Linked DNA regions of Homo sapiens: all the other regions are linked to region 2. Evidence: chromatin loops called from intact Hi-C (ENCODE). Cell type or tissue: dorsolateral prefrontal cortex. All regions are shown on one strand.

Region 1 (5,000 bases), 190 kb after region 2:
TTTGGTAATCGTATTATGAGGCAAACTGCTTAGGTAAACTTACTTTGGAGGCTGGGATCTTTCAATATCCCCCAAGACAATTTTTCCTTCTCATGGGAAGCAGAGGGGATTAAGAGGCAGTGATTATTAGGTAGCATTTTTAGCCTGTGTGCAACCAACAGGAAATGGGTAACCCTGTCTGCCACTGTTGGACCCCCTTGGAACAGAGCCTCTGCTTGCTGGATCTTTGCAGATGCAGGTCTCCGTCACCCCGGCTGTTCTGAGCCAGCCTGTGGAGCAGCCTGCCTTGCTCTGAAACCTGGTTTTGCTACTTACTTGCTCTGTGACCTTGGGCAATAGTCTTAGCCTATCTCTGCCTCAGTTTCCTCATCTGCAGAATGGGGAAAATCAAAGACCCCACCTCCCAGACTGCTGTGAGGAAAGAGTGAGATAAGCCTGACAGGTGCTTTGCTGGGGGTCTGGCCACAGCAGGCACTGTGGAAGTCATCATGGGCAGGGGCCACTGGCACACTGTCAGGGAAGAAAGGGGGGCCTGACAGCCAGGCGTGATGGCTCACGCCTGTAATCCCAGCACTTTGGGAGGCCGAGGTGGGCGGATCACTTGAGGCCAGGAGTTCAAGACCAGCCTGGCCAACATGATGAAACTGTCTCTCTACTAAAAATACAAAATTTAGCTGGGCGTGGTGTCACGCGCCTGTAATCCCAGCTACTCGGGAGACTGAGGCAGGAGAATCGCTTGAACCTGGGAGGCGCAGGTTGCAGTGAGCCGAGATTGTACCATTGCACTCCAGCCTGGGCAACAGAGCAAGACTCTGTCTTAAAAAAAAAAAAAAGAAAGAAAGAAAGAAAAGAAAGGGGGCCCTCACACCCTTTGACGTACCTTCTCGTGTCTGAGGATTTTTGTCTCTTGTGATTAAAAGGATTAAACACAGTCTAGCTTGGCACAAAGATACCCCTCCCCAGCTGAAAGCCCTAACCATGGGACTTCGACCTGCCTCTCAGCCTTGCTGTCTGGCCCTTCAGCTCAGTGGCTGTATCTGGTCAGAAATGAATGATGATGCTTTATTTGCTATGAACTTATTGTGATGTTAGTTTGTGTGTATGACAGGTGAGACTGGTTTCTCAATTAAATTCGAGCATACAAACTTTCTTTCTTAAAATACATTTATATACATTTAAAAAGAGAACTGATTCTAAGAAAAATATTAAGTGTAAACTAAAAATAAAATTATAAGCCCCTGCCAAACTGAATGGACCCCTTTATGGCCAAGGGGACCCCAGAAAAACTTTAAAACTGAGCTTCCAGCCACGACAGGACAGGAGGTCAGAAGCCTCGTTATACCTCCTCCTTTTTGTGCTTCAGACACAACAACTGACCAGCATTACTGTTAAAATAGAGATAGACAAAATAGAGATAGTAAGACTGACATGACCGACTCTTTGTGGCAAATAAGACGCTAAATTATAAACAGAACCTAAGGCCATGCCAGGCAAGGGTTAAGTCAGTCACCCCACACTTAAAGAATGAACCTGTTCTCACTGCCACAAGGCTTTTCTTTTTCTCTAGCAGCTAAACAAACACTGGCCTTGAGATAAGCAATACTGAAACAATTTGCAGTTCCACCAGATGTGACTAACTGACCCCCAACTCCTGTTCCACCAGCCATAACTGCAAGAGACTGATTTCAATAACTTTCTCCAGATAAGAAGACCACTGACCATGGTCCACCCCAGCCTGTTTACAGAGGTTGCGCACAGAGTGCCTTTGTGTCCTGAAAAGCCTTTTGACATATAGGGCCTAACTGTAATATGTTTATATGTTCAGTCTCCACCCCAGAGCAAACATGGGTCATATATGAATTTGTTAGGAACACCTAAGTGTTTGTTCAATATGAATGTGTTAGGAACACCTTAATGACTACTCTTTTTTTTTGTTTTGAGACGGAGTCTTGTTCTGTTGCCAGGCTGGAGTGCAGTGACGTGATCTTGGCTCACTGCAACCTCTGCCTCCCGGGTTCAAGCGATTCTTCTGTTTCAGCCTCCCAAGTAGCTGGGACTACAGGCGCGTGCCACCACACCCAGCTAATTTTTGTATTTTTAGTAGATGGGGTTTCACCATGTTGGCCAGGTTGGTCTTGAACTCCTGACCTTGTGATCTGCCCACCTCTTCCTCCCAAAGTGCTGGGATTACAGGAGTGAGCCACTGCGCCCGGCCATGACTATTTTTTTCTTTGTTTTTGTGACAGGCTCTCTCACCCAGGCTGGAGTACAGTGACTCAATCTTGGCTCACTGCAGCCTCAACCTCCTGGGTTCAAGTGATCCTCCCACCTCAGCCTCCTAAGTAGCTGGGACCACTGGCACGTACCATTACCCCAGCTAATTTTGTATTTTTGGTAGAGATGGAATCTCACTATGTTGCTCAGACTGGTCTCTAGCTCCTGGGCTCAAACAATCCTCCTGCCTCAGCCTCCCAAAATGCTAGGATTACAGATAGGAGGCACAGTGCCTTTATGAATATTCATAGCTCCTCCTGTAGCCAGTTGAATATGTATGTTTAGCCAGACAGGTCAGCATAAAGCTCCTGCCCCAACCCCTCCTCTTTCAAAGTGCTCGGCCATTGGCACACTTCCCAGCCTGCAGATGGCCACCTTGTAGGCTGGCACCTTTTACAGGAAATAAAGGCTTCTCTTCTTCTAAATGTATACGTGTGTGTGTGTGTGTGTGTGTGTGTGTGTGTGTGTGTGTGTGTGTGTGTTTTAACACAGGTAATAGCACAGATGATGGGAAGATGTGGCAAATACCCACGGCAGGGGCCGTGAGGGGGCAGGGGTTCATTCGGAGAAGTTAAACTTGGACTCCCGGAGCTCATGCTTGGAGGCGCTTTGGAACCGTTTACCATTCATTTTTCCTCTCAGGGACAGCATTTGCCACCCAGTGGAAACAGTGTGAAATTACAGGACATTTTTTGCCGTGGGGAGAGCAAATTAAGGTCAATGGAATGATTTTCTTTTTTTTGCCAGAAGTTGAGAGAGAGGACATTAGTTAGAATTTCCCAGAAAACATTTTTAATGTGTTGCAGGCCATCTGAACAATCCCAAAGAAGCTCTTATAGAAAAAAGGCTAAAGGAGAGTGGAAGATGTGAAGTCTATGCATAAATGTTCGATTCTCCTATTTTTTGAAACCTTGTAGGATGACTGCCCCTCTCCGCCTCTCTATGCATCTAGGCCTGGCTTTGTGGGCATGGGGCTGGGGTAGCTGCAGGGGACTCCCTGCTCAGAAGGGCCCTGTGCCTGGGGTTGTAAGCTCTGTGGCTGCTGTCTTGAAATTCATAACAATTTTATCTTTAAATTTGTATTTTGTAAGGGAAGTCTGATGGGACTGTAGGCATGCATGGGGGACTTGGAGCCTGGGCCACAAGCGGTGCCCCTCCCAGCACCTCCTTGCCTTTTGACTATCTGGGCCCCTGCACCCTATCCCCTCACCCCCACCCCAGGGCCTGAAAAAGTATGCACTCCCCTGACCCCTGTATCTCTGCATCCACGAGTGCCCCTTCAGCTGGCTCCATGCCTGGGAACCCTTGTACTCCTTCCAACCTGCTAGTGATTATTGTCAGGGCTCCAATGGTTACTGGTAAACATACAAGCCTGCCACAGCGCTCCCTGTGACAGCTCAGTGGGTAGCGTGGAGGACTGCGAGAATCTGCCACAGACATATGTGCGTAGCCCCTATGCTCTGATGGAGCATGAGTCTCTGTTAGGAAATTTGTTATTACTGCTCCATGACAAACCATCCCCCAAAACTAGCAGCTTCAAACAATAGCATTTTTAATTTTAATTATTTATTTATTTTAAATTTTTTAGAGACATGGTCTCACTCTGTCACCCAGGTTGGAGTGCAGTGGTGAGATCCTAGCTCACTGCAGCCTGGAACCCTTGGGCTTAAGAGATCCTCCCACCTCAGCCTCCTAGGTAGCTGGGATCACAGGCATGCACTGCCACAGCCAGCTAATTTGTTGTTGTTATTGTTGTTGGAGATGGGGTCTCCGAAGGTTGAGCTGTTCTCAAACTCCTGAGCTCAAGTGATCTTTCTGCCTTAGCCTCTCAAAGCACTAGAATTACAGGTGTGAGCTACCATGCCCAGCTCAACAATGACATTTATTTACTTATTATCTCACTTGTTTCTGTGGGTCAAGAACTTGGGAGTGGCTTAGCTGGGTGGTTCTGGCTGTTGCAGTCAAGATCTCAGCCCAGTGAGACCAGCATCAGAGGACTTGGCCTGGGCTGGAGGAGACGCTTTTGAGATGTGAGTCGTGGCTGTTGGCAGGAGGCCTCAGTTCCTTGCTGGCCATTGACAGGAGACTTCGGTGACTCTCCGTGTGGCTCTCTGCACAGGGCAGCTATCTTTCCCCCAAGCAAGGGATCTGATGGAGAGCAAGGAGGGAGCTGCCAGGCCTCTTATGACCTGGTCTCAGAAGCTGCACCAGCAACTCTGCCACACTCTGTTTATTGGTGAGTCATAAAGTCTATCTAGCTCACTTTCAAAGGGAAAAGTGTTAATGAGCCTTTACGATTTTTTTTTAAGAGACAAGGTTTTGCTCTGTTGCCCACACTGGAGTGCAGTGGTGCAATCATGGCTCACTGTAATCTTGAACTCCTGGGCTCACATGTAGGCTTCCCATCTTGAAGGAGGAGACTTTGTGCATATATCTTAACAGGAAATTTTCAAATTCAAGTAACTGCAAGGCTTCTATCAGAAAATAAAGCTCTAACCTTTACGGAGAGGCATCAATCAAGGGATTAATTAGTTACTAGTAACTAGTAGTCCCTAGGACCCTCAAGTTACAGGAACCTTTTTTTTTTTTTTTTTTTGAGGCAGAGTCTCACTCTGTCACCCAGGCTGGAGTGCAGTGGTGGGATTTTCGCTTACTGCAGCCTCTGTGTTCTGGGTTCAAGTGATTCTCATGCCTCAGCGTCTCAGCCAGCTGGGACTACAGGTGTG
Region 2 (5,000 bases):
GAAGGCTGAGGCAGGTGGATCACCTGAGGTCAGGAGTTTGAGAGCAGCCTGACCAACATGGTGAAACCCCATCTCTACTAAATACAAAAAAAAAAAAAATTAGCCTGGCGTGGTGGTGCATACCTGTAATCCCAGCTACTCGGGAGGCTGAGGCAGGAGAATCGTTTGAACCTGGGAGGCGGAGGCTGCAGTGAGCTGAGATCACGCCGTTGCACTCCAGCCTGGAGTCTGGGCAACAAAAGCGAAACTGTCTCAAAAAAAAGAAAAAAGAAAATGAAGTTGCCTGCTGCAGCAGTTTGCAGCAAAATAATTGTAAACACCCTAAATGTCTATCAATAAAGGGATGATTAAGGAAGTTATGGTACATCTGAGGACTAAACTGATTTTTATCTTGTCTCAGCTACTCCAGGAGTCTGAGATGGGAGGATTGCTTAAGCCTGGGAGGTCAAGGCTGCAGTGAGCCATGATCATGCCTCTGTACTTCCAGCGTGGGCAACAGAGCAAGACCCTGTCTCAAAAAATACATAGGGGTGGCCAGGCGAGGTGGCTCACGCCTCCAGCACTTGGGAGGCTGAGGAGGGTGAATCACCTGAGGTCAAGAGTTTGAGACCAACCTGACCAACATGGTGAAACCCCGTCTCTACTAAAAATATAAAAATTCACTGGGCATGGTGGCAGATGCCTGTAATCCCAGCTACTCGGGAGGCTGAGGCAGGAGAATTGCTCAGGAGGTGGAGGTTGCCCTGAGCCAAGATCGTGCCATTGCACTCCAGCCTGGGTGACGGGCGAGACTCTGTCTCAAAAAAAAAAAGTGTATATACATATATATATATATACACACACACACACACACACACACACATGCATATATAAATAGGTGTACAATTCAGTGGGTTTTAGTATATTAAAAAAAGTTTATGTACCTGTCCGCACTAATTGGAGAACATTTTCATCATCCCAAAAAGAAAGCTATTCATTAGCAGTCACTTTCCATTTGCCCATCTGCCCAGCCCCTGGCAACCACTAATCTACTTTCTGTCTATAGATTTGCATGTTCTGGATATTTCATATAAACAGAATCATATGCTATGTAGTCTTTTGTGTGTTTTGCTTCTTTCATTTAGCATGTTTTCAAGACATGTTATAGCATGAATCAGTACTTCATTCCTTTTGTAGCTGGATAATATTCCATTTTATGGATTTACTATATTTTGTTTGTTAATCAGTTGATGGACATTTGGCTTGTTTCCAGTCTAGCTCTTGTGAACAAAGCTGTGAATGCTGTGAACATTAATGTACAAGCTTTTGTGCAACCCTATGTTTTAACTTCTCTTGGGTCTATACCTAAGAGTGGTATTACTAGGTCATATGGTAACTATGTTTAACTTTTTGAGAACTGTCTAACTGCTTTTCCAAAGCAGCTGCACCATTTTACATTCCCACCAGCAGTGTATGGGGGTTTCAATTTCTTCATATCCTTGTCAACACTTGTTACTGTCTTTTTGATTATAGCCATGCTAGTGGGTGTGAAGAGGTTTCAATTTGCACTTTCCTGATGGCTACTGATGTTGAGCATCTTTTCATGTGCTTATTGGTCATTTGTACATCTTCTTTGAAAAAATAGCTGTTCATATCCCTTGCTCGTTTTAAAATTATTTTATCTTTTTATTTAGAGTTGTATGAGTTATTTAAGTCTAGACCCCTTCTTCTTTTTTTTTTTTTTTTTAGACAGAGTGTAGCTCTGTCACCCAGGCTGGAGTGCAGTGGTGCAATCTCAGCTCACTGCAACCTCTGCCTCCCAGGTTCAAGCGATTCTCATGCCTCAGCCTCCCTAGTAGCTGGGACTACAGGCGTGTGCCACCAGACTCAGCTAATTTTTGTATTTTTGGTGGAGACGGGGTTTCACCATGTTGGCCAGGCTGGTCTTGAACTCCTGACCTCAAGTGATCCTCCCGCCTCGGCCTCCCAAAGTGTTGGGATTACAGGCATGAGCCACCATGCCAGGCCAATAGAGATTATTTTTATGATTCTTTATAACCACCACCACCTTCCATATTCTAAGGATTTCCGCAGCCCTCTTCTGAGATGCACTCTCTTGCCCTCTAGGTGGCACCAACTCTTTAATTTTACCTCTAGTTTTTTAGCGACGGCACAGCTGGAAGAGGCTTGAAGCCCCCATGCCAGGCCCTGTCTGTCCACTAGGGTGACCCAGGGCAGTTTCAGAGTCCGGGGACTAACTCCCTTCAATATAACAGGGAGACTCAGGACTACCCTTGCTTTAGAGGCAGCTTCCAGCCTCATAAAATGAGTTTTCCAGTAAGTCACCTGTTTTCTTGTCCACCCACGCCCACTTTTGAAACTATGCCCTCACTCATTCGGCATTTGTTGAGCACCCACTGTTACATAATACTTGTAAAAATAGCAAGTACTCTATACATATGAGCTGTTGTTAACAAAAATTAGACTTTTTTAGGATGAGATCATGAATATAAGCGCCCCCGCCTTTGCAAACTGTGAAGGGCAACATTGTGCTAAGGTGTGATCATTATTGGGGCAGGAGGACCACAATACAAGTGCTAGCGTTTATCAAGGACTCACCAGGCGAGAAGCACTTCATGTATTTTATCCTGAGCCCACCTAATGAAAGTTCAAAGTAAACATCATGCTGACTTCACTGGCACAAACCTGAATCTCAGACATTATGTACATTGATGAAGGACACATGCCAACTGAATGACACAGCTGGGAATCAAACCAGTTTCCTGGGTTTCCACAGACTGCTACTTACCCTGAATCACAAGCCATCAACTAAAAGGAGAGCTCGGGGTAAAATCAAGGTTTGACCTGGACACACGGTTATTAGACAACCCGGGGTGTCCCATCAGCTTCATAAACATGTTTTCCTTATGCCATTTTTCTTTTTACCCTTTTTATGTATGTATGTATTTATTTATTTTTATTATGTTTTATTTATTTATTTTTGAGACGGAGTCTCGCTCTGTCGCCCGGGCTGGAGTGCAGTGCCACGATCTCAGTTCACTGCAACCCGTGCCTTCCTGGGTTCAAGCGATTCTCCTGCCTCAGCCTCCTGAGTAGCTGGGACTACAGGCGTGCACCACTACACCCAGCTAATTTTTGTATTTTTAGTAGAGACAGGGTTTCACCATGTTGGTTGGCCAGGGGTCTTGACCTCTTGACCTTGTGATCTGCCCACCTCTGACTCGGATAGTGCTGGGATTACAGGCGTCAGCCACCACTCCCAGCCTTATTTATTTATTTTTAAAAATAGAGACAGGGGCCTGGGTGCAGTGGCTCATGCCTGTAATCCCAGCACTTCGGGAGACCAGGGCAGACGGATCACCTGAGGTTAGGAGTTCGAGACCAGGCTGACCAACATGGTGAAACCCCATCTCTACTAAAAATACAAAAATTAGCTAGGCATGGTGGTGCACGCCTATAATCCCAGCTACTCGGGAGGCTGAGACCGGAGAATCACTTCAACCCAGGAGGCGGAGGTTGCAGTGAGTGGAGATCGCACCACTGCACTCCAACCTGGGCGACAGAGTGAGACTCTGTCTCAAAAAAAAAAAAAAAAACAATGGAGACGGGCCGGGCACGGTGGCTCACACCTGTATCCCAGCACTTTGGGGAGCTGAGGCAGGTGGATCACATGAGGTCAGGAGTTTGAGACCAGCCTGGCCAACATGGTAAAACCCTGTCTCTACTAAAAATACAAAAATTAGCCAGGCATGGTGGTGAGCGTCTGTGATCTCAGCTACTCGGGAGGCTGAGGCAGGAGAATCGCTTGAACCCGGGTGGTAGAGGTTGCAGTGAGTGGAGATTGTGCCATTGCACTCCAGCCTGGGTGACGAGAGAGAAACTCCGTCTCAAAAAAATAAATAAATAAATAAATAAAAATAATAAAATAGAGACAGGGTCTCACCATGTTGCCCAGGCTGGTATCAAACTCCTGGGCTCACGTGATCCTCCCCCCTCAGCCTCCCAAAGTGTTGGGATTACAGGCATGAGCCACCAAGCCCAACCTATTACACCATTTCTCTGAGCATGCTAACACAATTCTACTGGTAATGATTCCTGAATTTAGCAAGAGGCATTTCCAAGATTACTTAATATAGGCCAGGTGCAGTGGCTCACGCCTGTCATCCCAGCACTTTGAGAGGCCGAGGCAAGAAGTCACCTGCAGTCAGGAGTTCGAGACCAGCCTGGCCAACATAGTGAAACCCTGTCTCTACTAAAAATACAAAAATTAACTGGCCATGGTGGTGCACGCCTATAGTCTCAGCTACTCAGGAGGCTGAGGCAGGAGAATTGCTAGAACCTGGGAGGCGGAAGTTGCAGTAAGCCAAGATCACGCCATTGCACTCCAGCCTAGGTGACATAGCGAGACTCCGTCTCAAAAAAAAAAAAGAGATTACTTAATATATTTCATTTTTCTCTTATCAGGAAAAAAACATATATTTTGGAGGGAGGGAGCTTTAGGAACATGCAGCAAAGTAACAAGCAGAAAATCAGCCATTTCTTTTTTCCTTTGTACATTTTTTATTTATGCTTCATTCAAACGAAGGAATATATGTCAACATGTGTAAGTTTTAGACCATAATGATGCCATGAACACCCACGAACTCACCTCCCAAATGCCAATCCGGAACGTTACCAATAACCAGAGCTTCTCCCCTATGCCATCATGCCCTGCCCACCCCAGAGTAACTCTACCATCTTGAAATTTTAACATATTGTCTCCCTCCCTTTTGAAAAAAAAAATACATATATAGACACGCTTAAACAATGAGTTTAGTAGTTTTTGAGCTTTATAAAAATGGTATCATACCATAGGTAGTATTCTAGGACTTGATGTAATCACCATTATCTTTTTCACTACTATATAATATTCTAGGGTGAATATACCACAATGTTCTTACCAATTTTCTTCTTGCTGAGCATTTACATGGTTTCTAGTTTTTTTATTACTAAAAAAATGC
Region 3 (5,000 bases), 270 kb after region 2:
CTTGCAGTCCTGAGGATTGCTGTTCTCCCCGGTCTGCACGGGCATGGTTTAGTTCCTGACTCCTGGTGAGGCTGAGCAGCATTGCATAGGCTTATTTGGTCACACTCTTCTGTGATTTTCCTATTCATATCTTTGCTTATTTTTCTGTTAGTTTAAAAAAAATTGTCTTACTGATCTGCCAGCTTTGTGTTTACATCTGGATAATTGTACATTGCCAGTTATATGCATGGTAATCCTCACAGACAGGGGTATATAACTTATCGTTTGACTTGATTTATGTTATCTTGTTTTGTACACCAATTATTTAACTATTCCTCTCTAGTTTATACTTTCACGAATGTTTAAGAAATCCTTCCTCAGCTGGGTATGCTGGTGCACGCCTGTAGTCCAAGCTACTTGCAAGACTGAGGGGATGATCACTTGAGCCCAGAGTTCATAGCCAGCTTTGGCAACATAGTGAAACATCATCTCTCTATCTTTTTTTTTTTTTTTTCAAGGACTGAGTTTCGCTCTTGTAGCCCAGGCTGGAGTACAATGGCGCGATCTGGGCTCACTGCTACCTCTGCCTCCCAGGTTCAAGTGATTCTCCTGCCTCAGCCTCCCAAGTAGCTGGGATTACAGATGCCCGCCACCACACCTGGCTAATTTTTTATTTTTAGTAAAGATGGGGTTTCACCATGTTGGCCAGGCTAGTATCAAAATCCTGACCTCAGGCGATCCACTTGCCTCAGCCTCCCAAAGTGCCAGGTTTACAGGAGTGAGTTACCACACTCGGGCGAAACATCACCTCTTAAAAAAAAGAAAAAAGAGGCCAGGTGCGGTGGCTTACACCTGTAATCCTAGCACTTTGGGAGGCCAAGGCAGATGGATCACCTGAGGTCAGGAGTTCGAGACCAGCCTGGCCAACATGGTGAAACCTCATCTCTATTAAAAATACAAAAATTAGCTGGGCGTGGTAGCACGCGCCTGTGGTCCCAGCTACTCAGGAGTCTAAGGCAGGAGAATCACTTGAACCCAGGAGGCAGAGGTTGCAATGAGCCTCGATCGTGCCATTGCACTCCAGCCTGGGCAACAGAGTGAAACTCCGTCTCAAAAAAAAAAAAGAAAGAAATCCTTCATCCAGATGTCAGTATAGTCTCCTAGATATTCTTCTGATGATTTTAAAGTTTTTGTTTTATACTTTTAGTCTGGAATTCATTTTGTATATGCCGTGAAGTAATTCAATAACTTAATTTGCTCCCATATGGATAATCAATATAACTTATCCACTGATTTGAAATGCCACTTCTGGCATCTGTTAGGTTCCCCTATGTGTTTGGGTCTGTTCCTGGGCTTTCTCGTCTGTCCCATTGGTCTTGTCTTGATGACCGTAGATTTATATGTGTTCTCATCTCCTTTTCCTTCTGGTCTGAGCTTGGCACTGAGCTGAGTGTTTTATGTAGCGTTGCTAATTTCCTCTTCTCAGTGTCCTAGAAGGCAGGTGCTGTTGCCCTCATATAACAGGTGAGGTTACTGAGGCTCAGACTGTGGGCTTTTGTTTGTTTAAGAGCAGGGTCTCTTAAAAAAGCCCACCGTCCACCCTGCACTGACATTAAGAGCTGACTGGAAGAGAGCCTTGAGTGTGTTATGGCATCATTGTCATGATGACCTTAGTTCTCTTCTGTCTGTGTTCTCAGTTAGCAGAGGCGGGGAATGAGAGGCCCTCACCCTATTACTACATATAACTGGCAACGGGCCTGCCATCTATATTTAGCCACCACTTCTGGTTGCTGGGAAGAGGCAGTCACACAAAGAATAACCCCTGCCTTCTAGGAGCTTCCAGAACCTTCCTGAATCTCTGTAGCATGTTCAGGTCCACATATGGCAGCTCAGATACAGTCTCCTCTTAATGCTCATCTCCTTTGTTTGATTTCACAGTTAAAGGGAAAGATTCAGAGGGAAGAAGGAAAATCCAGAGGAGACATAAGAAGCCCCTGGCAGAAGAAGAGGCAGACCCCACGCTGACAGGCCCCAGGAAGCAGAGCGCTTTCTCCATCCAGCTGGCCGTCATGCCGCTCCTTGCCGGTACCCACTGCTTGCCCTGTTCCCAGCAGCTCCTGCTTGTCTTGTGGCCAGAACGGCCATAAGCGGATGCTCCTAATGACAACCCTGCTGCGTGCCACCTCATTTCATCCTCACAGCCACCTCAGGAAACTCAGGGGAATTGGCTTCATAGTACAGGGGGAAACAAAGGCCCAGAGAGGGTAGCTACCTTGCCTGAGATCACACAGCTAGGAAATGTGAAGCCTGGACTTGAACCCAGCTCTGTTTGATTCCAAAATCCAAGGAAGCCTATGGGAATATTAAATGTCATCATTGTGTTTGTTAAGAAGATGCTGCTTTTAATAAATGCTTTCCTACAGATTTTTACAAAAACATCTAGTAAAGGGAATGAGGAAAGGGAACCCTTTTTGACTGAGCCCCTCTGGGTGCAGGCACTTCCCGTGTGACACATCACTTACTTCTCAGACCAAATTCTGACCCACTCAGCCAACCTGTGGTGTGGTGGTGGCTGTGGTGGTTATCATAGTTACCATTTTTTTCAGTGAGGAAAAGAACTCAAAGAGGTTAAGTAACTTTCCTAATCCCACACAGCTCAGTGGCCAAACAGGGATTTAATTATTTTGCTTTATAAGATCTACCACAATTTATGAACTGGACTTTATACATACTGGTAAATCATAACTAAATATTATATCAATATGTTTTGATGATTGAAAGCTCAGCATATATTTTGGTAAAATTATGTTGCTTTGTTCCAAAAAAGAGTAATATGGGGTGAACTCCCCCCCTTTTTTTTTCTTTTTAGAGAAAATTCAGACTTTGTTCGTTTTTTTGCCATCACGTGTCTTGTGCGCCCTCTCCTGGCTACTCTGCAGAAGCGCGTGCGTTGGTCTTTTCTGAGCTGGAACCAGCATTCATAGAGAAGGGGGCAAAAACCCCGTAAGTCAGAGCCTCCAGTTCAGTTCCACAGGTGCCAGTCGTCATCCTCCTCTCGCGCTCTTGGGTTGGTGTCAATTCAGTTTGAGAAAGTGCTATTAACTTTTCAGTTTGCACTTTTTTTTTTTTTGAGATAGGGTCTTGCTCTCTCACCCAGGCTGGAGTGTAAGTGACATGATCATAGCTCACTCCAGCCTGAAGCAAGCCTCCCGCCTCTGCCACCCGCATAGCTAAGACTACAGGTGCACACCACCACACCTGGCTATTTTTTTTATTTTCTGTAGAGACAAGGTCTTGCTATGTTGCCCAGGCTGGTCTCAAACTCCTGGTCACAAGTAATCCTCCTGCTTCAGCCTCTCAGAGTTCTAGAATTACAGGCATGAGCTGCCGCATTTGGCAGTTTGCAGTTTTAAATGACTTTTTGAAAATGATACTTCACCTACAGCTTGTCCTTCCTGATCACCTTCACTTTCTCGTAGCATCAGAACCTCTTGAGAGGCAACAGTGACAGAGAGTAAACTTTCAGAGGGTCTTACCCCACCCCACGCTCCAGCCTGACCCTCCAGCATACCTATTGCACACAGTAGCTTTGAGCGAACGCCTTTGCTAGCTGCTTCCTTCGTCCTACAGTCCCAAGGAGGAACCCATGATCCTCCTGGGGGAGCGTACCATGGGACCTGCCCCGCTTTGGATTTTACTGTGAGAGGAAAAAGAAGTTCAACCATTTGGGCCTGCCTGGCATGACTGTTTCCAGCAGAATGAAGCCAGGACATGGTCCCCTCTCTCTTTTTTTTTTTTCGAGATGGAGTCTTGCTCTGTCGCCCAGGCTGGAGTGCAGTGGCGCGATCTCGGCTCACTACAGCCTCTGCCCCCCCAGGTTTAAGCAATTCTCCTGCTTCAACCTCTAGAGTAGCTGGGATTACAGGCGCATGCCACCATGCCAGGCTAATTTTTGTATTTTTTGTAGAGATGGGGTTTCACAATTTTGGCCAGGCTGGTCTTGAACTCCTGACCTCGTGATTGTCTTACATGTCCGTGTGAAGAGACCAAACAGGCTTTGTGTAAGTAACAAGGCTGTTTATTTCACCTGGGTGCAGGCAGGCTGAGTCTGAAAAGAGAGTCAGCAAAGGGTGGTGGGATTATCATTAGTTCTTACAGGTTTTGGGATAGGCAGTGGAGTTAAGAGCAATGTTTTGGGGGCAGGGGGTGGATCTCACAAAGTACATTCTCAAGGGTGGGGAGAATTACAAAAAAACCTTCTTAAGGGTGGGGGAGATTATAAAGAACCTTCTTAAGTGTGGGGGAGATTACAAAGTACATTGATAGTTAGGGTGGGGCAGAAACAAATCACAATGGTGGAATGTCATCAGTTAAGGCTATTTTCACTTCTTTTGTGGATCTTCAGTTGCTTCAGGCCATCTGGATGTATACATGCAGGTCACTGGGGATATGATGGCTTAGCTTGGGCTCAGAGGCCTGACAGTGATCCACCTGCCTCAGCCTCCCAAAGTGCTGGGATTACAGGCGTGAGCTACCGCACTGGACCTAGCCTCCCCTCTCTATAACCTGCCCCGTCATGTACAATGCTGTACAGTGCAGGGGTTCACATGTAAGAACTTTGGTGACCAAAACACTTTGATCATGGCTCAGCCACTTACCAGCAAGTTACCTACTTTCTCTGAGTCTCACTTTCCTCCTCTGTGAAATGGGGGTGATTACTCCTACCTCAGAGCGTTGTTTTAAGGATCACAGGAGCTGACGTGTGTAAACTGCTAGCACAGTGGGACCCAGGGGGTGCAGGTGTGGAGGCAGCAGCTGTCCTGAGGCCATGTGTGTGGGCCGCTCCATTATACCCATGACATAGCCTATGGTCATCGACAGAGAACGGGTCAGCTCAGCAGGCCAGTTGTATGTCTGGTTTTGCCAGAAACTAATAGCATAAGATTATTTACTGTAAGCCCAGCATAATTATTTTTGGTAATCATCTTCAATTTCAAATTAGGCCATAGATCATGTATGTA

What was found. Peaks named below come from ENCODE experiments on the same cell type or tissue, not always from the same donor. Only the 100,000 strongest peaks of a DNase experiment are listed, where the experiment ranks them.
Region 1: it touches region 2 in a loop (10-fold over the local background); 66 of 110 quality-filtered maps call a loop at or near these places.
Region 3: a loop joins it to region 2, with 4 times the contacts of the local background. A loop is called at or near these places in 84 of 110 quality-filtered maps.

Annotation. Positions count from the first base shown.
Region 1 is chr3:129,051,482-129,056,481 of GRCh38, reverse strand. It overlaps a transcript of GP9 not described here. Among named protein-coding and RNA genes, the nearest start is that of GP9, 6.8 kb to the left of the region's middle. RefSeq lists an enhancer at 2,658-2,707. In dorsolateral prefrontal cortex, a CTCF peak has its summit at 2,943; a DNase peak (open chromatin) is centred at 2,855.
Region 2 is chr3:129,243,065-129,248,064 of GRCh38, reverse strand. No RefSeq gene overlaps it. Among named protein-coding and RNA genes, the nearest start is that of COPG1, 4.0 kb to the left of the region's middle. RefSeq lists a cis regulatory region at 1,903-2,443. In dorsolateral prefrontal cortex, a CTCF peak has its summit at 2,125 (motif pointing right); a DNase peak (open chromatin) is centred at 2,164; H3K4me3 peaks cover 469 bases; H3K27ac peaks cover 739 bases.
Region 3 is chr3:128,968,351-128,973,350 of GRCh38, reverse strand. It overlaps CFAP92 (cilia and flagella associated protein 92 (putative)), which reads left to right. Exons shown (of 16, transcript NM_001394090.1): 8 at 1,918-2,064. Among named protein-coding and RNA genes, the nearest start is that of CFAP92, 23 kb to the left of the region's middle. In dorsolateral prefrontal cortex, CTCF peaks have their summits at 2,693 and 2,893 (motif pointing left); a DNase peak (open chromatin) is centred at 2,926.